Regions from separate parts of the Mus musculus genome. Here region 1 is linked to region 2. Evidence: chromatin loops called from intact Hi-C (ENCODE). Cell type or tissue: left cerebral cortex. All regions are shown on one strand. Links, peaks and the distances in the headings refer to the core of each region. The heading gives the core; the rest is flanking DNA.

What was found. Hi-C counts contacts between places; a loop is a spot of excess contacts. Peaks named below come from ENCODE experiments on the same cell type or tissue, not always from the same donor. Only the 100,000 strongest peaks of a DNase experiment are listed, where the experiment ranks them.
Region 1: it touches region 2 in a loop (2.7-fold over the local background); 3 of 42 quality-filtered maps call a loop at or near these places.

What each region holds. Positions count from the first base shown.
Region 1 is chr16:64,748,955-64,761,688 of GRCm38, reverse strand. No RefSeq gene overlaps it. Among named protein-coding and RNA genes, the nearest start is that of 4930453N24Rik, 16 kb to the left of the region's middle. In left cerebral cortex, for the core only: CTCF peaks have their summits at 6,772 (motif pointing left) and 10,541 (motif pointing left); a DNase peak (open chromatin) is centred at 6,763.
Region 2 is chr16:64,843,541-64,856,274 of GRCm38, reverse strand. It overlaps Zfp654 (zinc finger protein 654), which reads left to right and starts at 4,552. Exons shown (of 9, transcript NM_001347245.1): 1 at 4,552-4,808. The coding sequence starts at 4,623. It overlaps Cggbp1 (CGG triplet repeat binding protein 1), which reads right to left and starts at 4,274. Exons shown (of 3, transcript NM_178647.3): 1 at 4,039-4,274; 2 at 3,250-3,476; 3 at 1-724. The coding sequence starts at 702. The coding sequence ends at 199. In left cerebral cortex, for the core only: a CTCF peak has its summit at 7,379 (motif pointing right); DNase peaks (open chromatin) are centred at 4,415, 5,234, 5,651, 5,970 and 1 more place; H3K4me3 peaks cover 3,849 bases; H3K27ac peaks cover 1,500 bases.

The sequences.
Region 1 (12,734 bases), core at 2,901-10,900, 96 kb after region 2:
GTGCACTTGTTTCTTTTACATTCTATTTCTGTTATTTGAGATTGAAGTTTAAGAGGTGTATTGTTTTTAAATTCCTGGCAATGGGATTGAACCCAAGGTATAGGCACTAGGTAAGCATATTAGCACTGGGATTAGCACTGAGGTCCACCTTCTGCTCCTACCCCCCTTGTAAGGTTTATTTTGAGACAGGGCAAGGCTGTCCACCTTGCCTCAGCCTCCTGGGGAACTGGTTTTACATGGCTTTAACTATGGTGCCTTTTACAACAAATACTTTTTTGTTTTTCACCAACAATGGATACTGATGACTATCTGAATGTAGTCATTGTTTAAAACTTTAATTTTAATATCTGAACTGGGTGTAATGGCACATACTTTAAATCCCAGCGACTCAGGAGGCAGAGGCACATGGATCTCTGTGAGTTCAAGGCTACCCTGGTCAAGCCAATGCAAGTCTAGTGAGTTTCAGGACAGCCAGAAGTATATAGTGAGACCTGTTTCTAAACAAACAAACAAACAAACAGATTTAAAATAAAAATAGTTATGCTGAAGAGATGGCTCAGTGGTTAAGAGCACCAAGTGCTTTTCCAGAGGTCCTGAGTTCAATTCCCAGCAACCACCTGATGAGATCTGATGCCCTCATCTGGCATGTCTGAAGAGAGCAATGGTGTACTCATATACACAATTAAAAAAAAATATGTATGCAGTTGCTAGAGAGATAGCTTAGTAGCTAAGAGCACTTGCTGCTCTCTCAGAGGACTTGCATTCAATTCCCAGCACCCACATGGTAACTCACAGCCATATTTAAGTACAGTTCCAGGGATCTGACTCCATCTTCTGGCCTGTGTACGTGGTACACATACATATAGGCAAAACATACAGGTAAAACAATAAAAATATATCTTTAAAAAATCACACTTTTACATATTTATGTCGTTAGTATTTGAAGTTTTGTTTGCAGTGAGTAATACCCAGAAAATGATAATGAAAAACTTTACTTTATACTAGAACCAGAAAGGGAAACATGTATTGTCTTTAGCATATTATTTAATCACTCTACACTCTGAAAGTGTTTTGCTAAACTGTTTTTTGTGCTTTTACATATATTTAAATATATTTGAGTTTTAAACTATAAAGTGGTAGGGTAGAAACCAAATGAAAAACTGTTGCAGGAAATTCTCTACTTCTGATGGGTTGACCTGAGATCTTTTGACTGACAGGGAAAGCCACCCAGGGGAGAGCATGTTTTAGTCACTCTGCTGGAGATTCATGTACTCACAGGGAGGACTGCAGTGTGACCTTCCCTATAAACCCTGGAACACAAGTGGTGGGAAACAACTTCAGAAAAACAATGTGTGTGCTATGCAAGAGATCCTGAAAGCAGTGTTTTCAAAGATCACAGACAAATGAGGACAGTGATGGCTATCTGAAGTGATTTTTGGCCCGAAATCCATTTATTATCAGTCAAAATCATACTACATGTTAACTAGCTTTATGATGCCATCAAAATTTCATATGATTGTTTTGTTTTCTTTAAAGAATCTTATTTATTCTTTGGCAATTTCATACATTGAAATTGTGTGGAAGCTTGACCATATCCACCCACTCTCCTTGCCTACTTCTCCCAGGTTCCTCCAGTATATGCTCACTGTCCTACCATGTCTCCCTCCCCACCGTTTGTAACTCTCAGTCCAGTTAAGGATGTCTGTTGCAGTGCCCACTGATCTGTTGGCTTGCTCTTACATAGGCAGCCGTAGGTGCAGTGAGTTCATGAGCACACCGGCCATGTCATGTCCCGATGATGACATGTCTCATCATTCTTCCACATCCTCCAGCTGCTTTATTTTTAAAGCACATTGACTTCACTGGTAAATTAATTTCAACAGGTAATTATTTTCTCGGGCACCATGCCAGGTAGATGAAACAAAATTTAGAAGCATCTTACAGAATTTTAGTAAGCCATAAGTTACTTGCTAGAAGTTTATTAGGGAAAGCAGAAACTATTGGAGCTGTTTTATCATCAAGAAAACAGTGAAGGCAAAAGAGGTAGCTCGGGAGTTCAGAGCTCTTGCTGCTACAACAGGATATGGATTCTTAGCACTCATGTTTCAGGAGACCTGATGTCCTCTTTTGGCTTCCATGACCACAGGACAGGCACATGACACAAATACACACATACACTAGTACACATACAAAGAAGCCTTTAGGACATAGCATTACTGAGAGCCAGTGTGGAAGAGCAGTCCTGACTTGTGTTCTTGAGGTCCTTCAAAATTTCCAACAACATTCCTGAGATGAGTCATTATTTGACATGAGTATGTTACACATGAGAATAAAAAGACTTAAATTTCCTGTTCCACTTTTCTTTGAGAACACAGAAGTATAGAAAACAAGACTATGTAAAAGGAAATATGTTTTAGTGTAGACTAAAATGGCCCATGGTCCCGTAGGACCATGACCTTTCTCTAATGATACAATGCAGGCTTCAGCAATCCTGAAGATGATAGGTAAATAAAACCAACCAGCACTTCCCTTTCTTAAAAGGGTGGGTAACTGCGGATATAGAAGGTCAGCATAGTGGCTCATTGTTGAAGTGAATAGAAGTAAATTTGGTTTTCTTGAGTTACAATGCTGGAGGAAAAACTAGGCAGGAAGTCATACTCCCGCCCCCCACTACCTGTTTATAGAGGGAAGGATCAGGGTAGAGACTGAACACATTTCTTTGGGGAAATATTTTGAGTATTACAAATATATTACAGAATATTTGGGGAAAATATTTAGTGAAGGATTTTCTCCACTCTTAGATACCTTGTGTAAGTGGCACATGAATGAACAAAGTGCTGTCTTGAAGAGCCGGTTATTTTAAGACTATGAGGTTATGTGGCTCTTGTACAAACAGTTCAGTTCTACAGAGCTGCTTATCTCTTCACCGTCATCTCGGTGGTTTGCCTACTGCAGAAACTGTTGGGGTTTATTTAAAACCACATCCAAATACTGTGGCTGTTAAGAAAGAGTACTCTCTGGAGCTAACTGACAGGCAGACTGAGAGACCATCTAAGGCTATCTATGGATAGATTTGTTTCTTTTCCTGTACATAGGTGACCATATTATTGAAAGAGACGGCCTGTAGTAAAAAATATTTACATAGATTGATTACTAAGAAAGCCAAACTTTATAGAGTTACCTGAGAAACCTGACTCCAGAAGACTTCCGAGAGGCCAGCAGTTTGTTATTTCAGGGCCGTTGGAGCGACTGACAGATCAGCCATGTTGCAGCAGCTTCTGCTGTCCATTGACTTCTTTTTATTAAATGTATTGTCTGGCTAGTTAGCTAATAATTTGACTACCTATCATGGCTGGAATCTTGGATTGAGTGAAAATGAGAAAGGAGGAGCCAGAGAGGTGGCTCAGTAGTTAAGAGCATTTGAGGCTCGTGTGAAGGACTAGAGTTTGGTTCCTAGCTTTCAAAATTGCCTACCACTGTAGCTCCAGGGAACCTGATATCTTCTTCTGGTCTCTTCACCATCATCTTGGTGTTTTGTGTACTGCAGAAACTGTTGGGGTTTATTTAAAACCACATTCTCTCTCTCTCTCTCTTTTAAAACCACATCCTCTCTCTCTCTCTCTCTCTCTCTCTCTCTCTCTCACACACACACACACACACACACACACACACACACACACACACACAGAGTGACAGAGAGACAGACACATGGACACACACACACCACTGAACACACAATAGTAGTTTGTTTTGGAACGTATATTGTCAGCGGCAGGACGGCATTCACTCTAGAAGCCTTCTTTGCATTCCAGGAATAACTGCCAACTCTTCAAGCCTTCAAAGGCCCATGAACTAGGCGTGTTTCCACTTGCTCAAGAGGCCTCTGGCCGCATGCACTCAGGTGTGGCACAACTAGTTAAAGGGTGTCACTTGATTACATCCCTTTCTGCAGCAGGGCATGCTGACTGAGTGAGCCAGAACTCTTCCTGCTTTCAGACCCTGGCCGTCCAATAAGCTGCTCCATACAGAAAGGAGGCTGTCTTCGTCAGGGTTTTACTGCTGTGAACAGATACCATGACCAAGGCAACTCTTTTGAGGACATTTAACTGGGGTTGGCTTACAGGTTCAGAGGTTCAGTCCATTATCATCAAGGCATGGTACAGGAAGAACTGAGAGTTGTACATCTTCATCTGAAGGCTGTTAGGAGAAGACTGGCATCCAGGCAGCTAGACTGAGGGTCTTAAGTCTATGCCCACAGAGACATACCTACTCTAGAACTGCCACTCCTCAACACGGTTGCCCGTGACATGAGCAGACCTGTACCTCTGACCTCAATGACTGAGCGAGAAAAAAGGGTTGAAGAAGCTTTACACCCAGCCCCCGTGTCCTCTTGTCTTAGTTTGCTTTAGCTCTTTTCCACCTTGACAGTCTGTGGGGTGTCTCAGGATTGTTCTCCAGCATCGCTCACTGTCAGACACTGGGCCTTCCCACAGCAGTCTCTGATGTGAGGACTGATGAAGTGGATGTCTCGAGTTCTGATCCTCCATCCAGGATGAGGGGCGCACAGACCGACTTCCACCACCAAATTTAAGGTTGCCAGAACAGATGTGTGTGTGTGTGTGTGTTCTATTTCCTGTTACTAGACCCTCCAGTCTGCTGTCACCAAGGCCAATTGTACTGTCCTGACTTGTTTCGTATTTGGGGCTTCGGGGTTTTCTTCCCAACAAAGACTAAGAATTGCAGTTTTACATTTTTTAAAAAGTTTATGTTTTGTTCTTTGAGCCTCCCCCCTACCCCCGAAAAGACAGGGTTTCACTGTGTATCCCTGGCTGTCCTAGAACTTGCAACTCACTTTGTAGACCAGGCTAGCCTCAAACTCACAGAGATGCTCCTGCTCCTGCCTCCTGCATGGTGGGTTTAAAGTTGTGTGCCACCATGGCCCCCCTCACCTCTTTCTTGATTATTGACATCATTCCCATCATTCCTCTCTTTCTTTCCTAAGAATTTAGTCTACACTCTGATATCGTGACTTTTGTTTTTCATGGGTATTGGGGGAATATATAATCAACCATCTGATCGCAGTAATACCCAATAAATCTCATATGCCACCATGAGTAACTGAGCTACCTCTAATGGTGACAGCATCCACGTGGGTAAATAGGAATGAAAACTGGTGTAGCCACTAGGGAAGTCGGTGTAGGTTCCTCAAAATACTAAAAATAACGACTACATGACTAAGCTATTCAGCTCCTACATATAAATACCCAAAAGACTCTAAGTCAACGTACCACAGAAATATTGCTGGTCCATGCCTATTTCTGACTATTCTCATTACCAAAGAAATGGAACAGGATTATATATTACCAGCAGATGAATGGATAAAGAAAATACGTATACGTATGCACAATGAAGTTTTATGAAGCCATGAAAACATTTTAGATCATGCAGGAGATTGGCAGAAAAACAGGTGCAACTGGAGATCATTACATTAAGTAAAATGAGCCAGCTTCAGAAAGACAAATATGCCATTTTTTTCTCATATGTACAATTTCATTCTCTATCTCTCTCTCTGCCTTCCTCACTGCATGTGTGTCTGAAAGGGGACCATGGGATGAGAGGAAGAGATCTCAAAGCTAAGCAAGAGATGAAGGGGGACAAAAGAGAGTAATGTGATGCTAATGACAGAAGAGCAGAACCTCTTAGTGGGAGGCAGGGGACCACTTCCTCGACATGAGAGTAGGGGCACTGGAGGAGAGGGATCAGAACACAGTTCAATGACATACATGTATGAAGATTCTATAAGGAAATAAATGCATGCCTTTGTGTGGTAACTTAAAAAAATAGAGGAGAGAAAATTTGCCAATGTTTCAGAAGACTTCAGACTTTTGAGCAATGCTGGTACCAAGTCAAGGAAAACAATTGCAGATAGACTGAAGGTATCTTGTATTGTGAGAGGTATGCGAGCCTTTTTAAATTGGGGTGGAAGATTATGGCTTAGATTGTCAATATCTCCTAATGTCTACTATGAAAAAAATGGCCAAAGTTTGGGCTCTTGTGAAGATTCTGATCTCATGAATGGACTAATTTATGTTTGGACTCATGGCTTAGTGAGTTCTAGGAAAAAGGCCTATAAAAGTGAGCTCTCTCTATGTTTTCTGGTCATGATGTGATAGCTTTGATCTGTTATTTACTTCCCACCATAGATGTTCTGCCTCATCACTGGCCTGTGCACTAGAGCCATCCAAATGCTGACTTTTGCCTCTGAAACTGTAAACAACCCCCCTCCCCCGAATAGGTAAAATTTAAAGATTAAGTGAAGGGTTATAATATAAACAAATTAGGGTTTTCTTAGTCAATTTTGAATGAGAAGATATATTTTATTTTCTAAAGTAAATTTGTTCCAATTAATGGATTTGTCCTGCTGACACAAGTTACTGATTTCCTGAGGATTTTGATAAAAATTCTAGTTTTTCCACTCTTGAGTATTAACTTTAAATCATCAAATTTTAATTATTTAAACATGTAGACTAGATTCCATTTTACTAGAAACAAATTTATAAAGGTCCAGATAGCATGAGATATATTGCAGATGGCTTCTTCTTTGCATCTGCATCCCTTCTTGGTTGCTCACAGTTTTTCACTTAGTATTAAGAAGAATTAGAGCCCTTTATCCTTTCCTTGCTCAGCACCAGATGTCTAGGATGCCTCTTAGCATCATCTGGAAGGAAAGCCCCCTTCGCAGCATTGCAAAGCAGAATGTGGAAATTTACTGACATCTTGTGGCCAAGTCAGTTCTCCGAGTGTTTTCTGTCCACATCAAAGGATTGGCTTCCTATTGGTCATCCAACAAAAAAATACATCTGTCTGAAGGTCCTGAAGTTTGTGATAGTTTTGAAGTCCTGTCTCAAAGAGTTGCAAGTTAGCAGCAGAGCACTTGTCGGTCTGCATATGCACTCCAACTCCAGCATAGCACCACAAAACAAGAGACCCCATGTTCTGCTTTATTAAACAATTTTTATATTAATTAATTAATTAATTAATTAATTATATAAGGGGCTGGTGAGATAGTTCAGTGGTTAAGAGCACTGATTCATCTTCCAAAGGTCCTGAGTTCAAATCCCAGCAACCACATGGTGGCTCACAACCATCTGTAATGAGATCTGATTCCCTCTTCTGGTGTGTCTGAAGACAGCTATAGTGCACTTACATATAACAATAACTAAATCTTTTTTTAAAATTTAAAAATTAATTATGTAAAATTTAAAATTGTACGTGTGTGTGTGTGTAGGTCAGAGGACAGCTTTCAGGAGTGGTTTCTTTCAAAGTGGTATCTGAGATTACAATCAGGTCGTGGATCCTGACAGCAGACGTCTTTTCCTGCTAAGGCTTCTTGCTACCTCTCTCCCTCCCTCACCTTCCCAACCCCAAGTCTGTTTTGAATGATTGGCCCATGACAAGGGTTGACAATGGCTGTGATGACTTTCCCATCCTGGGGCAGAGGAGGGAGGGGCTGTGGGATAGCCACTTGAGGAGACTGGGTGGGAGGCCCCATGGGATGCCTACAATGAATTTTAGTAGCTGAGCTCATGACTTAGAAAGCAGATTTTAATCATCACTAAGGAGAAGTCACAGGATTCTTGTGGGCCAGGCAGGAGAAGGGCATCCAATCAGTATGTGTTTTCTATTCTGGTGTCCAGTCTCCCTGGCTCTGTGTGTCTCCTGTGCACCCTGGAAACTTTGTATATTGGGTGAGGGGATTTGTAAGTGTCTGGCAATTAAACCTTTGTCTTCTGGAAGTTAGTGACCTTTTCCCCTTTTCCTCTGGAAGTACTTTTTACAAGATTTGTAAGTAAGAGCTCTCCATAGTCTGCGTACCGTGAACACATTGCAGCGAACCTTCCATACTTCATTCCTCTGCAAGGCATAAGACTTTGCCAGGTTGCTCAGCCGCCACGATCAATTTGCCTTCATTCATCTTTTAGACTTAATTTGCCAGTTCTAAAAATCTCCTAGTCTTTCTCAATTTTAGTCTTTAATCTTTCATGTTCTGAGCAGAAAGGGTCAGAAAGCTAGCCTGTCTTCAGCCATGGCTGAGAGCCTGGCATCCTTTTCTTCATACTGCAGTGCAGCTTGATATATGGTTAGACAATAGAGGGTTGGGCATTCTTGCAATACTTTAGCAGTGCTGAAATCTGCAGCATGGTACGAAGGAAGCTAAAGTTTGAATGTAACCACTTTATTTAAAGGGTTTTTCTTCTTTAATTTAAATGTCACCGAACTGAAGTAAACATAATTTTGTTGACCATATTCATGAATTATGAACATTATTATTATAGAATTACTATAGATGCAACATGCATTGGTAGACTCATGTGATGGTCTGATGTGATAACTTCATTTCATACATTTACATATCCTGGTCTGTATGCATTTGCATAAACAACAGCAACAACAAATTCCTGCCTTGCTCTGATTGAAGGATTTCCAGGACTGTTGTCTGCTCCTGAAGTTTGTTTTAAGTATGTGTATCCTTTGTTTGTATTTTGTATTAAGAAGTAAGGAAAAGAACCCCTTATTGTTGAGCATGTTGATATTGTCTTCTTTATTTTTTTTTTCCTTCTTGGGAACCTATGAAACAAGTTATTCTTTTTCTGTAGGGTTTTTTTTTTTTTTTTTTGTAAACCTTTTGGTTTGTTTTATTTAAAAATGGCTTTATAAAAGGGCTTTTGTAAAAAAAAAAAAAGAATTGAAACTAAATGCTCATGCAGTTAGGCAAGCAAGAGCTCTTCTGTAGCATTGTATCCCCTTTCAGACTGCTGCTCTCTGGGCTTGTCTCAGTCCCTCCCCATTGATATTATTCTGGTGAGGGATGTTGAAGCCAGCGCTGAAATGAAGGTCTGCAATGCTACTTTATGTCATTCAAGTCTGAAAAAAAAAAAGCCAGAATTTTGCACATCAAAAATAACTATGCTGAATTGCAGAGGAATTGCTAACATTTTAAATATAAACTTTATAGCCCAACAAGGATACAGTAGGGTAGGTAAATTTTTGGGATGGGGGCAGGGAATTTTTAGGAACTGTAAATGTTTATGCTTGGCAAATAACTGTTTAAGAAACCTGACTTTTTTCGCTTAATGGACTCCTAAATAATCTTTGCATTGTTACTTACTGAGGAGAGAAAAAGAGAGGGAGAGGAAAAGGGAGGGGGAAGGGTATGGGGAGGGGGAGAGGGAGAAAGGGAGAGGGAGAGAGGGAGGGGGTAGAGGGGGAGGGAGAGGGTAAGGGAGAGAGGGGGAGGGGGAGAGGGAGAGGGGGAGAGGGATAGGGAGGGGGAAGGGAGAGAGGGAGGGGGAGAGGGAGAGAGGGAGAGAGGGAGAGGCACATATTGCTGAATATATTGTTTTTGCATATCATTCCAAGTCAGTTGGTATTAGAAACAGACAGAGCATCCATCCATTGCCCCAGGTCAAGAAATCTGTGCTTCATGCAAAGTCCTTTTGTTCCATTCACAGAGGCCACAGGAGGCTCAGGAGTGCAAGACCATCATCACCCGCAAAGGAACCATGTGCTTGGGTGGCAAGATTATAATTTGTTAATATGATCAATTATTCCAGTTAATGGATTTTCTTATGCAGTGCAGATGAGATAGATCCTTTCATAGTTTGTACTGTAAGTATATTTGATACATGTTTTTAAATGGGTGATGACAAGTAGGGTAGAGAATCCTCCATGTGATTATAGTGATTGCATTCCGACTTGGCTTCAGAACTTAAAACTGCCTGGCTAATATAATCATAATATATAAGTAGACTTTGTAGGTTAATGATGCTGCTTGTATTTTTTTTTTACACTTATGTGTAAATAGGTATTTGCTTATATTCTGCTGCAATTTCAGAGAAAATTTATCTTGGCAATTTAAGTGTTTTTAATTAAAATATTTAATATAAATAATGCATCTCATCATGTAATTATATAGCATAAGCCTCTCTAAATAACAAAGCAGAAATTGCTGCTTGAAGACACGGGGCCATGATTGAGTCAAAGTTCTCTAGAGGAATGGAACCTCTGGGCAATTTCTTATGAGAAATTGGACCCTATCTTTGTGCAGAGAACTCCGTGGTCTGCCACCTGCATGCAAGAGAGCAAGTGCTATAACTCTCCCTTGGGGCAGAGTACGGGGAGCTGTCTCGGCTTTAACAGTGAGGCATGGACAAGAGGGAGTTGCTCCTCTGTCTTTCATTCCATACAAGCCATCAGCAGTTCCAAAGGTGCCCACCCCCTCTCAAGACCTGCGGTCTACTGACTTAGTTTCTAATCTCATCTGGAAGCAAGACAGAAAGAGCCTATCTTAGTGAGCAAGCAGGGTGGAATGTTTCAGTCTTAGAGGAAACTGGTATACAGCACCAGTCTAGCTGAATTATAAGCCTCAGGCTCAGTGAGAGATACCTTTCTCAAATACCATGATGGGAACTGGTAAAAACGTGTAACAACCATCTGTAATGGGATCCGATGCCCTCTTCTGGTGTGTCTGGAAACAGCTATAGTGTACTCATATAAATAAAATAAATCTTAAAAAAAAATGTAACGTTGACCTTAGGTCTCCATATGCACACACATGCACCTGCAATACCCACGAACATGGACACAGATAGACATTTTGATGAAACATGTCAGTATGCACCGTGAATGTGTACCCACAACTTTTTTCATTAAAAAAGAAATAGTAATGGTCCAAAGTAAATGGAGCTTTGCTACAGAGCTGACAACTCTCATATGGGAGGGGTTCTTAGGAACCACCTTCAATATTTTGGACAGGAGATAATGGTATAGCACACATGCCTGGAACAGTCGCGTGAGATGTGGGGAAGGAAATTTAGGAAGAAAAAAATTCATATTAAGGTAGGAATGAGAATGACTGACCATAGAGTAAAGGGACAGATGTGTAAGAATTATTGGCAGTTCCAAGGGTTTAAGGAAGACGGCAAATAACTTACACTGTTAATAGAAATCAGTATCATTGTGCAGTGCTTGTTGTCACAGACGATAAAGAGTATAGGTAGAACCACACTGAATTCATATGCCTCCAATAGAGACACTGAGGTGTCTCCCAAGATGCATTGTCTTACTTAGGGTTTTATTGCTGTGGTCACCAGGACCAAGGCAACTCTTATAAGGACAACATTTAATTGGGGCTGGCTTACAGGTTCAGAGGTTCAGTCCATCATCATCACCATGATCATCAAGGTGGGAGCATGGCAGCATTCAGGCAGGCATGATGCAAGAACAGCTGAGAGTTCTACATCTCCATCTGAAGGCAAACAGGAGAAGACTGGCTTCCAGGCAGCTAGGATTTAAAGCCCACAGTGATACATCTACTCCAACAAGGCCACACCCACTCCAACAAGGCCACACCCACTCCAACAAGGCCACACATCCTAATAGTGCCACCCCTGAGCTAAGCACATACAAACCATCACATGCATGACATGAGTCCCCTGGAACGACTATTTGTGTATGCTAAAAGAGACTGTTGTACAGCAAGGTCTAAGAAGGGTACTGAGTAGGTGGCCACCCCTTCACTCTGAAGCAATATGAGGCTATAGAGATGGCTTTGTGGATTCATAGACCACTGTGGCTACTGAAAACGTTTTAATAGAATGTGGAAGCATGCAATCCTTTAGTTAAACCCAGAATGAGGTCTAGTTATAACTTGTTTTTTAAACAAAGACATGTTTGCATGTTAATTTAATTAATTGTGACACATCGTTACAGTCTGCTGATAGTTTTAAACTTCCCTTCCTGTTTGTCATTCTTTGAGGGACTTTCTTACCTCCCGGGTATTTGCTGAACAATAGTTTCTAGAAATAGCTACTGGAGAAATGAAGTGTAGAGAGATGGTTTAGCTTCATTGGTTCTCCACCTTCAGAGGCGTCTTCCTTGTCCCCTAGGTTTCCAAAGTGACTTTGCTCCAGTGAGTTTAGTGATAAAATGATTGTTGTGTTTACCTATAGCGGCTCCCTTTGAACTTACGGAATTAATTTACACCTTTCTCTGTAACTGGAGTAACCACAGCCTGTCAAGCACATGTCTGTCCCTTACACACCTGGATCATTTGGGTATCCAGTGTGCTGGAATTCTTTATCAAGAACATTTATATGGTGCCAGTCCTTTCCCTCAGAATTCAGAGTTGCTGCCCCTTTAAAATAGTTCTGTAAAAAAGCCAGAATATTCTCAGTGTGTAGCAGCTCATCTAAAAACTTTATTTTCCAACTTTTTTTTCACATCATGACTGCCTTATAAGGTATATACTACCACCCTATAAGTTGTATGCCCATCTACCACCCATTACCATCCTATCAAAATGTAGATGCACCACTTACTGGGATGTATCTGCTCCCACAATCTCAAATCTGGAAGGGGCCATAGAGGAAAATGTTTTATGTTATTTGACCCCTGCAGAAATAGAAAGCCAGAAGAATGAATAGACTGTAAACATTATATGACATGTTAACACATAGCATAAGACTTTGTGTTATAGAATAACACGTGTAGGTAGAAGATAGAATGATTACTTACTTGTTCCAATTGTTCTGCATACTACTGGATTGCCACCAGAGATATGAAGCTCCACTAGGACGTGTCGAGAAGAATCATCAGGTGACCACACTGTCCTTGTCCTCTGAGAGGTCCATACCTGGGAACACCGTCACTGTGCTAACTGCATAATGTAGTGT
Region 2 (12,734 bases), core at 1,713-9,712:
TTACACCATCGGTGACTTAAAATTAGCAGTAAGTTTTGCAGTGAGGTTTCTTTCTTTTGCCTAAAACTATATACACATTGCAAAACTATTCTGTATCACATGATTTAAAATAAATATAAAAATGAACCACACAATCAACACATTAACTTTAATACTCCACATTATTTATCTTGATCACAATGGTCATTAACTGCCTCGTCAACAATCTTGTGAGCTGAGGAGCTGATTTTCATTCTCGTAGCCATCAGGCAGATATGCTCGCCTCAGCTGGTCTGACTTAGGTATGGACCCTCCGTTCTTCACATGCCGGGACAGGAACGCTCGCACTGCGGGATGATCGGCCTTCTCCAGGGGGATGTTGGCTTCCAGGCACATTTTCACAAAGTCCTGGATAACACTGGCTTTCTCTGTTTGCGCAGGACTGTTGCACTGAAGCGATGCAGTCAGGGGCCTCTGCTTCTTTCTCACATTTTGCTCTTCAAATTCTGCCTTCCTCTTTGTATGAGTCTTTGACTTGAGGTGGTCACTAATGGCAGACTTGCGAACATGATTCAGCACCACATTGCAAGAGGTGCAGAAGAGTTTGCCTCCATCCTCATGAAGCTCACCTCCAAATTCAGTGACTCGATCCAGAGGGGTTACGTACAAAGCAGTCTTAGAACGATTTCGAGCAGGTGGTGCTGTTACAACAAATCGTTCCATTTTGTCTCTGAATAAGGTTCTTCTAAGACAAGAGAAAGATGTTAGTATTATGATAATAGTTCATTCTAGAAGTGATTAACATTAATAAAAAGTAGTTATAAGTGCTTTTGTAAGGGTAGATTTAAAAAAAAAACAATAAATACACCCCCTCCAAAACAACAACAGGAAAAACAAACTTAATTCAGTGATCCTCCGTATCCCACAAACACTTTTAGTTCAATTTATAGGTCACATGTCTTCTAAACATCTGACATATTCAAGGAAAACAAAACTAAAGCAAATCAGCAGCATCCAGCTAGGTCCATTCCTTGACGTGTGTGTGTATGTGGTACTGCCTATGTGCACACCTTGTTGTTTTTGAACAGCTTCTCTAACTGACCCCAGAACTGGGATTATAGATACACACTGCAGAGAGTCCACACACTTGCACAGGAAGCACACGGCCCTACTAATCCAACTTCCCAATACCTTGTTTTTTATGACAAATAAATCAGACCCCTGAAGAAATATTAAAGTATTCTAAATGTCTCTATCGTTTAGAAAATCACAATCACAGCAGCATTCATAGTACTAAAAATACTAACCTTGCCCAACTTAGACATGTGTTCAAGTTAAAGAGCTTCTTGATGGGAAAGCGATTTTGAGAATTCAACTGTGCAAAAATCTGGTAGTAAGACTTACTTTCCAAAAAGAAAAACAAGTAAAAACTAAAAAAACCATAAAGCATGCCTAACTATTTACAATAACATTACAACCTGAGGCCTACATATAGTTGACAATAAGTACTACTTATTTAAGACAGGACCTCAATGCCTAGTGGTACATGCCTTTAATCCCAGCACTTGGGAAGGCAGAGGCAGGCCTGTTCTATGAAGTGAGTTCCAGGACAGCCAGGGTTACACAGAGAAATCCAGTCTAGAAAACCAGCTAACCAAAAACAAAGACAGAGTCTCACTATGTAGACAGAGACCTATCTTTGTCACCTCCTGAATTCTGAGGCTGAAACTGTATGACACCATGTCTGGAAAAATATTAACATATGTATTTCTCTAAAAAGTTGATAATCAAGAGAAGGCAATATGTTCTTTAACATTTGGTTTCCAATTTCCATTGAAGACTAATTTTTATTTCCCTTAACATAGTGCCCAATATGTGCTGGGCACAACTTGATGTTTATAAAAAGTAAATGAACAGCTGGGTGTCCACTAGAGGCAGAACAACTGCTTAGCATGAGCTAAATTCTAGGTTTGACCTCAGCAATCAAAAACAAAAACAAAAATGAAACAAACAGGAAAAAAAAAAAGCCAAATTCAAATAACGACCCCCCCATAACCATTTATCAAAACCCATATAATTTAGAAGCAGTTTAACACTAAATTTAGCCTAACAACAAAACTCAAAACACCAAGAACAACCCTGTTGTCCAGCGGGCTTTCAATGTTGTCCTGAATGGCAGGGATCACATCACAGACATGTGCCAGCATACCTGGCCGTGTCTTACTTCTTACAGAAGTCTAAATGTGTGAGCACCTGTGTTCTGGCACATGTTTGGAGCTGAGGACAGTGGTTTCATGGACTAACTCAGTGTTGTTAGTGACTCTCAAAGTCACTTCACTAGGCCCCCAAACTTCTGAAAATTATCAACGGACTATCAGCTATATAAAATTACAAGCACTGGAAACCCAAGATAATAAATATACTTTGATAACAAAAGATTAGCAAGACTTACTCTTCTATGCCTGTGATTTAACTTTTTATAATAATCAAGACATCAGATACTACTATACTGAATAATTTTGTTAAAAACATGTTGAAGAAATACTTCAAGTATGTTCTGAAGAATTCGTTTTTATAAGTAACATTACAAAGCATGGAGTATCCCACTGCATTAGTCTACTTGCTGGGCAACACCAAGATTATTTCAACTTTGGTCTGTATTTTGAGCAAAATCTATGAACTCAAAGTAGGACTTAGCAATTCATGAAAATTCTCTAAGGCACAAAATGTCTAGAATTTCACATGCTTAATTTCTGTGGATTTCCACCCCACCACATCTTTGACACTCAAGGGTTACGTGTGAGATACTGTTTTAGGGCATAGGTTTTTCATGGCAGAAAAGACAGACATCATGATGAATCCCACCTAATACTCAGCAAATCCTCACTGCAAATGTCTGCAACTTCCACAAGTACTCTACACCTATGAAATAAAACCATTCTAGTAACAATTAAAGCTGTTATGAAAAACTAGGGGTGCAGTTAGAATTTTTCTTTGACTGCAAACTTACAGAAATGGGATCTGCAATTCTTGTGCCACGTGAAGCCTGAACTTTCCTGATCTTTTCTCTTGAAAGGTCTATTCTTGATACTGCCAATGAAAATAACCACCTCATAGAGGCGAGGAGGTTGGTTACGTGTAAAAGTGTTTCCAGAAGTCAGAAATATTTTAAACAAATGAGGAAGTTAAGATAGAGCACCCAGGGAACAAAAGCGAAACAGCCATTTACTACAGCAAAAGTAAACTGAGTTTTCAAGTCGAAATACTCACCAGCTTAATTTCCAGTCGGGTTTTTGTTTGTTTGTTTGTTTTTCCTTGATATTAAGTAGTGACAGTTTTCTGGATGCAAAACCACAGACGCATCCAATCCGAGCGACTTCGCGTTCGTTCAGACCCCGGAGACGCCTTCGACTCAGTTTTTCAACAGGTGGTGGTGGGGAAACAGTTCCTGGGCTTGCACCCTATTTTCCCGGTGGCGCCGGGAAGTCATGTCTTTACTGTAAAACACAAAAAACAAACAGAAAGGGAAGATGGTGGAGGGGCGGGAAAGGCAGGGCGCAGGCCCGCGGCAGAGCGGCTCGGGCCACGCTCTGCACACAGGTGTCTGTCTCTCTCCGCCTTCCGTGCGCGATCCCGAAGCTCCAGCCAGCCCCACGCCAGCTCGGCTCGCACGCCCCGGGGCGGGTGGCCCGGCGGCCCGCGCGCTCCGCAGGCCCGAGGCTCCGGTGGGGGCGGGGAAGGCGGGCGCGGGCCGCCGGACGTCTAGACAGCCTCCTCCCGCCGCGCCGGCCGAGGTGGCGCCCCGGCGCCGCGACCCCGCCTGCGGGCCGGGGCCGGGGCCGAGGCCGCGTCCCAGCCGCCCTCGGAGGGCCCCGGAGAAGTCCGCCGCACCGCCGCCGACTCCGTGGCTGTCCCCGGGGAGGGGGCGGCGGGCGCCGGCCGAGGCCGTCGCTGTCAGGCTGGCCCGGCTCCTTCCTCCTCCACCTCCGGCCCCGCCCCCGGTTCCCTCGCCCGGCCCGAAGGCCTGGGCTCGCCGCCCGCACCAACGGCCAAGCCCACCTTCCGCCTTCCCAGCTCTTCGGGACCGTAGGAGCGGGCCGCCGTTAGGGGAAGTGCACGAGCCCTCGCCAGGAAGGAAGAGAGGAGGAAGAAAGGGCAGAGCAACGGGATGAAGGAGATCCCGTTGCGGCCGCCGCTGCTTCCGCCGCTGCTTCAGCCGCTGCTCCTGCCGCTGCCACCGCCGTCGCCGCCGCCCGAGCGAGCTCCGCCGCGGCCGCCGTGTCCCCTGCCGCGCCCCGTCCTCCGGCGCGCCCTATGGCAGGGCTCGTAGGCGGTCCTCAGCAACCGCCGAGTAGTGTGGACCAACAGATGGCAGGCCTGGCAAACAGACGGCTAGTGTAACCAATAGGAAGGTAGGGCGGGCATGCCTATGATTGGCGGTGTCCTTCCTCCAGTGAAAACTGGGGGCGTGGGTGGGCGGAGCCGGAAGTAGAGCCCAGGCGAGTAGCCCTGTCCGGCTGGGGCGGAGGGAAAGGGGGAGGGAACTAGAGGAGGAGGAGGAGGTTAGCTGAGGCAGCGGCGGCGGCAGCGGCGGCGGCGGCGGCGGCGCAGGGGCTGGGTACGCGCTGGGCGGCGAGAGCCTCATGGCGGAGGAAGAGAGCGACCAAGAGGCCGAGCGCCTCGGAGAAGAGCTCGTGGCCATTGTGGAGTCCCCCCCGGGCCCAGTGGGGCTCCTAGCTGCGGGCGACGGCAGAGGGGGGGCCGGCGGCGGCGGCTGTGGCGGCGGCGTCGGGATCAGCAGCCGGGATTACTGCCGACGCTTCTGTCAGGTGAGGCGCCCGTCGGCCGCTCCGACTTGTCACTGGGCTCCCGGGCCTCTGCGTGGCTCCTGGCCTGCTGGCCCAGGTCTCTGCGTCGTGTCCGGGACCGGTCCTCCGGCGGGACGGAGAGGGAGTCTGGGAAGCCCCGGTCCCCTCTCTGCACCGCTCCGAGCTCGGCGATGGGGACGACGGGGAGTGGGGTTGGGGGTGACTTGCGGACTTGGAGGTGAGGAGAAAGTGAGTTTGTCGCGGCGGCGGTGGTGGTGGTGGGCTGGGAGCTGGACGGTCAACTGGAAAGCACCCCGTCCTGACATGCCTGTGCCTCCCTGCAGACCCTCTTCGTACCCCAGGGTCCCGCCTTTCTCAGGTTCACTACCCGGTCCCTCTCACTTCTGCTGGGCTCTCCCGTCTTTCTCTGTTACCCAGGTTCCCCCGCATTCTCTTTTTCAGAGACGCCAAGCATGCTATCACCCCACTGCCTGCCCTCCTGTCATCGCCACCCCTCCCCCTCTGCTAGGGTCGCCTGTCATTCCCTCACTAGGTCCCTCTGGACCAGTTCTTCCGTTGGCCTTGGCACTGTCCCACCGTTAGCTACTCCCCTCCCCCACCAGGTGTGTGTGTGTTGGGAGGGGGGGTGTTTTCCGTGTGGAACCTTATAGGAGTGATTGTCATCTTTCCCTTTTTTTGACCCCCTTCTCTGACAAGCACACTGTTTCCTAATTGTCTGACTACAGAGAAAGTCGTTTTTCCTGAAACTATTGCCCTCGTTACACCACCCCTCCCCCAGCCTTTAAATTACTCGTTTTTGGTTGGTCTGTTAAATTCAGTATCGGAAAAAGTGACAGTAAATTATTTGTTTCCTTTATTCTGCCGACTGCTTTTAAGGATTGCATGTAGTTTTTATCTAACTGTAAGCAAATATAGAAACAAGCTCCGGGTTTAGGGATAAAGTTTGGATAATCTGCGTTCTCATCTGCATGCATTTGTAATATAAGGGTTTTTTTTTTTTTTTGCATTCTTAACACTTGCTTCTTTAAAAAAAGATACTTTGTTTCTTACTGCCTTTTAAAAACTGTTTCTTAACCTGCACAAAGTATTCAAGCTCTGGCTCTTCCGTTTCTTATCTGTTACTTAACCTGTTACTTAACATCTGTGCCTCAGTTACTTTTTTGGTTGGAATAGTTGCTAGCTGGGTAAATACAGGAAAGGTTTGGATGAGTTAGCCGTTTATTTTCATTCTGGTCACAGGTGCGCAATAAAGTGAACACTGAGTGGGCATTAAATTTGTTGACATTTCATTTTATGCCTTGCCAAGCATTTAAGGAAAGAAGAGTAAGTTGATATTTTTGGATAAGTTACTGGTGATTAAATTTAAATTTTCTGCCCATGCCATAGATACATTGGTTTGAAGGTCGAAACAGTCTGGGTATAAACAGTGTATATCTTTAACATTTTTTTTCTGTGTAGTGACTTTCTTGAAAACATGTTTTATCTTGACAGTTAATGTTCAGTGTCTTGATTTTGAGGGCATTTGTCTTCTAAGTACATGATTATGTTTAGCAATTGTTATGTTTGTAGACTATGAACCTAGGAACTTCAAACTTAGAAAAATTAGCACTCATTTGATATTTTAAATATATTCTGAAACATGTTATTGTTTCATATATATTGTTTCATATATATTGTTATATATATTATACACACACACACATATATCTTAGTACAATTTAGTTTCTCTCTTTTTCTGCCTTGCCCAGCAACCCCCCCCCCCCAACCTGTGTGCATATGTGTGCGTGTGTGCCAGTGGGTGTGCTGCCTGGACATTGAAACCAAGGCTAGATATCCCATTGAGCTCTACCCCCGGCCCAGTGTCAATTTCCTTGCTCAAATATCTCCTCATTGCTGAAACTTTTGAGGGCTAGAACTTTTTCTTTCTTTCTTTCTTTTTTGAAAACCTTTACCTACTCTTAAATTTCTTGAAGTAAATTTTTTAAGAAAAAATGAGCACATTTAGTTTCTGCAAAACAATGACAGCACCTGGGGGTGGGGCACCAGGAACATAAATTCAGGTTTTGCCTGGGCTACATAATGAGACCCTGAGTCAAAAAACAAAATCAGATTCTGATAGTTTACTTTAAAATGTTTAACGAACAAATGAAATTAACTATTTTATAAAATTCTAAGTTATGAATAACTGAGAATAAAACTGAACAGAAAAAACGCAATGAACTTTTATTTTATATAGCTAACTTATGAGTATTATATCAACATACATTGATGTGACCCTTTTTATTTTCCTGAAACTTCATCATCTTAGAGATTAGTAATAGACCTCTTTCTGGGATTCTGTTCTGGTTCTATTTTACAAGTGAGATTTATATTTATATATATTATCTTTTACCTATTTTAAATGGAATGGAAGAATCACATACAATAAGCTACATTTCATCTACTACTTAATAAAATAGGAGTTTGTTAATAGTTTGATTTGCCAGTAAGGAAAATTGGCTTATATAACTGAATTTCCAAAGATCAATTTTTTTAAATATTTATTTTATGTATATGAGTACACTATTGCTGTCTTCAGACACACCAGAAGAGGGCATCAAATACCATTACAGATGGTTATGAACCACCATGTGGTTGCTGGGAATTGAACTCAGGGCCTCTGGAAGAGCAGTCGGTGCTCTTAACCACTGAGCCATCTCTCCAGCCTGATCAATTCTTTTAAACAATTAGGATTCTATTATGTACTAATAGTAATATTAAGGAACTTTCACTAATTAGCAAATTTATTTAATCATGAGTAATTTTAAAGTAGATAATTTAATATTTAGTTAATAAAATAATGATGTAAAATAGATAATCTAAGTGACAAAGCTAACTATATGAACTTTGTATACAGCTTGTGATATTAAGAAGAAAATCTACAGTTTGTCCTTTCTTTTTGGGGGAAAATATGAATCAAAATTTCTTGCTTAGTAGCTGTGGTTGCAGGAGAAAAAATGAACAATTCTTTTAAGGAAAACTAAACAAAGGTTCTGTGGACTAATTGTCTCTAATTACCTCTTCCTTTGGGTTATATTAGTTATCTTCTCAACAAATGCTTCAGTAGAGTGGGCCATACTTAATTTGTTTTGATATGAAAGCAACTTTTACTAGGAACCTGTTAACTCTTAAGCTTCAGATAGCAAGCTACATAGAATTTGAAACCAAAACAAGTTAACTTTTCTTACATTCCAAAAGAAGAACAAGATGGGATTTGATTTCAGACTTCAATTTCCACTGAAAGGCACATTGAAATGATCAAACAAAACACATACATTGAATCGCATAGTGTGGATGGGATAGAGTGATGGAAAATTAATGATAGGTGGGGGGGGGGGCAAAAATCCTGAAAGTATTCAAGGAAGCACAGATATGGTTCAAAGAAGGAGTCAAGGCTGGTGGTGGTGCAGCCTTTAATCCCAACAGTCAGGAGTCAGAGCCATGTAGATCTCTGAGAGTTAGAGGTCACCATGGTCTACATAGTGATATCCAAAACTGTGTTTAAAGACCCTGTCTCAAAACAACAAACACGTGCACACACACAAGAACCCCACTTAAAATAAAAAAGTTTAAGAAGGATACTTTATTATACCATAGTAGTAAAAATTATTTCAAGAAACATTGTTGTCTCTCTTGAGTTGTTAGGTGCAGGAAACATCCACTCAATTCCTGAAGCAGTAATAATTTGAGTTTGGTAACATATAGTAAACTATGCAAGTTTTAGTATCAAATCCTTATAATGAGATGGAAATAGTCTGATAGGTTACAGTAGACTATAAAACTATTTTGTACTATGGTGGGTTTAACAGCTACCCTAGGCAGATGACAAGCTATAAAATAAGAGAAAGAACATAACGAACAAAAAGCCCTTATGTTAACATATGGGTAGGCTTAAACAGACAGAAGCTATTAATATTTCTGTGATGTCAAAGCCTCTTTGGGCTTAGGAGGAGCATTAGAGCTACTCTAATCTCTGGAGCTGATAGTTTATATCCCATAATGAACTTCAGTGAACATGTTAAAATATTCTCATCTTTAAATTTTAGTCTGTAATATTGTCATAGCTCCATGCTCCTGATGTGTGAAGCAATGATTTGTGAAGCAACTACATTTGCTGTCTGGGTTTTCAGAAATTTTGTTTCCTCCCAGTGGCATTCAGCATTCTTAGATTTTCCTAACTGGCAGTTAGTAGGTGGGGCTAGAAATGCTGACTGTCCTCCAAGGGATAGTGTAGGACAGACCAACAGTTAACCTGGTCTAACATGTCAGTGGTACCTGGGTGAGAAAGCCTGCTATACTTTTGAGAAAGGCTTTTTTTTTTTTTTTTTTTTTTTTTTTTTGGTTTTTCGAGACAGGGTTTCTCTGTGTTGCCCTGGCTGTCCTGGAACTCACTCTGTAGACCAGGCTGGCCTCGAACTCAGAAATCTGCCTGCCTCTGCCTCCCGAGTGCTGGGATTAATGGCATGCACCACCACGCCCGACTGCCTGCTATACTTTTAAATTTTACTTTATAGATAGCTAGTTTTTTGTTTGGATAATGCTGTTCTTAGCAAAAGGTACCTAATAATTCTTCAGGAAGTTTTAACAGCAATTGTAGTCTATGCAAGTCACCTAAGACACAGTCATAACAGAAAAAGGATTTGCCTCTTTTTTTTTTTTTTTTTTTTTACAAAATACATATTTAATGTCTCTTCAAAGAAATTCAATTTGTTTTAGAAAAGAATCCTGATAATCCTGATATGTTGGTCTTGGTGCAAAAATTTATACAATACTTGTACTTTCATGAAAGTTTTCTGAGGGTGTATAATGTATTATTTTTATTACTAATTATTGCTATTAATTTGCATACCTTAACTTATCTTTAATCAGTGCACATATCTTAAAAAATCATATACGAGGCCTAAATATGAGGAGTTCCTTCTCATTGCAAGTTCAGACCTGATTTAAGTGACTTAAGCAATGTAGTTATTTATTGCTTATGTAAAATGTCTTGACTTGGTAGTGGAGGGATGGCACTGTGGTCTCCTTATGATTGTGCAGTTGCTTTTCTTTTTCTAAGCCATCCTTCTCTTCTAGTTTATCTGATATGCCATTATACATGCTGGGATTCCAGCTACCGCATCTGACTTTTATGTGACAACAGGGTATTTCTGTGGGTAATTGAAAACTGTCTTTCTAGCTGTTCATCTCTGGCTCAGTGGGTAAGAGCACTGAGTGTTCTTCCGAAGGTCCTGAGTTCAAATCCCAGCAACCGCATGGCAGCTCACAACTACCCGTAATGAGGTCTGGCGCCCTCTTCTGGCTCATCTGAAGACAGCTACAGTGTACTTATAATAAATAAATCATCGGGCCAGAGCAAGCAGGAACTGAGCGAGTGGGGTTGATCTGAGCGAGCAGAGGTCCTAAAACTTCAGTTCCCAACAACCACATGAAGGCTTATAGCCATCTGTACAGCTATAGTGTACTCATATACATAAAATAAATAAACCTTAAAAAAAAGAAATGATGAATTCATTCTTAAGATTCTATTTAGGAAGTAAGGAAGAAAACAAGTTCGGGGTTGAGCTATAGAAGCAGCTAGCGTTTTATATGAGAGGCGTGAGGGGGTAGCTTTTTAGAAAAACATAGTTTCTCCCCCTTTTCTTTTTAGAGCTAATCACTTGCAACTTACACACACACACACACACACACACACACACACGCGCGCGCGCGAGCCTAATTATGATTTTCCCTCTTTAATTTTAGGTGGGGTCAGTTGCTTCGTAGAGCCACCCTTTTCTTATTATTGAGTTCTCCAGTTTGAACTCTTGTACATACCCATTCTTGTCGTTTCTCCATTGCTTTTGCGTCTCTTTCTTGCGTTTCTCTCCAGAGAAACAAATACGGATTAGGAACCACCCTACCCCGACCCCCACTCCACCCCACCCCCGCTTTTTGTCTTTTTGTGATTTTTGACACTTGTTTCACGTCCATGTTTACAAATATGTAGTCCTCACATTCCTCCAGTGTAACCCCTTCCTGAGGTCCTTAATGCATGGTATTAGGCTGCTCCTCAGCTCCTCCACTAATGTTTGCAAATTAGCATCTCAGCTCTCAAACTAGGAACAACTTCCTCCAGCTATTTCCTAGCTACCTAAATGTGTGTGTGTGTGCCTTAATCATTTTAACTTACTTTAGTTAAGTTTGCAAGTGAGAACAGAAGTAAATGTGTGTTTATTCAACTACATTTAATAAATGTTGAAAATTAGCTCAGTTAAAAATAAATATAAGGCTGAGCACTCTCAGCACTTGGGAGACAGAGGCAGTCATAACTTCTGAGTTATGTTCCAGAACATCCAGGGCTACACAGAGAACCCTGTCTCGAAAAAAAACAAACAATAGCATAAAGAATAAATATAAAAGATGAAGGCAAGTGTTGACAGTAATTTGCACTGATTTATTTACTTTTGCCAAGTCCTTGGTCTATTGTATTGTGAATTTTCGGAGCTAAAAATCAATTCATTGCATCACTTTACTTCATACATTCAGTGTTTTTTAAAATGTGGGCTTTTAAAAATGGTTTTCAAAAACTTGAGTATTGGAGACACTTGCAGTATTCATGAAGGGTGAAATTCATAGAAGGCTATTTACTTGTTTATTAATAACTAGGGAAAACAAAACAAAATCAATAGTCTACATGTTGTTCTTTAATACCTTTTTAGGTTGATTTTAATAGTGGAAGGCTAATTGTTGCTAATGACAACAGCAAATTATTGAGAACATCTTCAGTGACAAATGGCATGGAAATCTTTACATGTAACAAAATCTGTGTCTCCTACCCCAAGTCATGCTTGAAACTGTTTAAGCAGGCTGATTACCCAAGACGCTTAAGCCCAGGTAGAAGTGGTTTCATTTAGGATTCTATTTTATTTATTTATTTATCTTTGAGATGGGGGTCTCACCATGCAGTTTTAGTTGGTCTGAAACTGTAGACCAGGTTGTGTTTTGAACTCCTGAGATCCTGCTACCTCTTGAGTGCTAAAGCTAAAGACTCACGCTACCACACTCAGTCCAATTTAGTGGTTCGTCCACTCCCCAGAGTTTAGAATATTGCATATACCTAGGAAGATGGTTAAGACCTAGATCCAAGCCTCAAATCCATTTACTTCCCATACACCTTATTCATAACCTGAAGGCAGTTGTATACTTCTCTCAGTGCATATAGAAGTTTGAATTTAAATCTTCATAGGTAGACGGAAGACAAGTATAGCATCTCTTGGTTGTATGTTTATGGATGAATTTTATTATTCCTTTTACCTGTTTATTTACTTTGGTTTTCTTTATTAGAGTTTAAAATTTATTAGAAAAGTTCTTTATGGATTTTTTCCAGACAGGCTGTGTGTGTGTGTGTGTGTGTGTGTGTGTGTGTGTGTGTAGCTTTGGCTATCCTAGAACTTGTTCTGTGGATGCTGGCTTCAAACTCAGAGATGTGCTTGCCTCTGCCTCCTGAATGCTGGGATTAAATGTGTACGTCACTATGCCCAACTATTAGAAACTACTTTTTTTAATAAAAGAAAACTACAGGATAAAATGTATTTTATTTTCTTGCTTAGAATCTTTTCAAGTGCAATCATTTTGCATAACGAAATCTTATCTGTGAAGATCAGTGAAATGCTCCCACTTTGTTGTGGAGAAGAGATAATTTAATTAAGTGAATTAGTAAAGGTGCTGGTTTACATTTACCAGTGGAATCTTTTTTTTTTTTTTTTAAAGATTTTACTTATTGTTATATGTAAGTACACTGTAGCTGTCTTCAGACACTCGAGAAGAGGGCATCAGATATCATTATGGATGGTTGTGAGCCACCATGTGGTTGCTGGGATTTGAACTCAGGACCTTTGGAAGAGC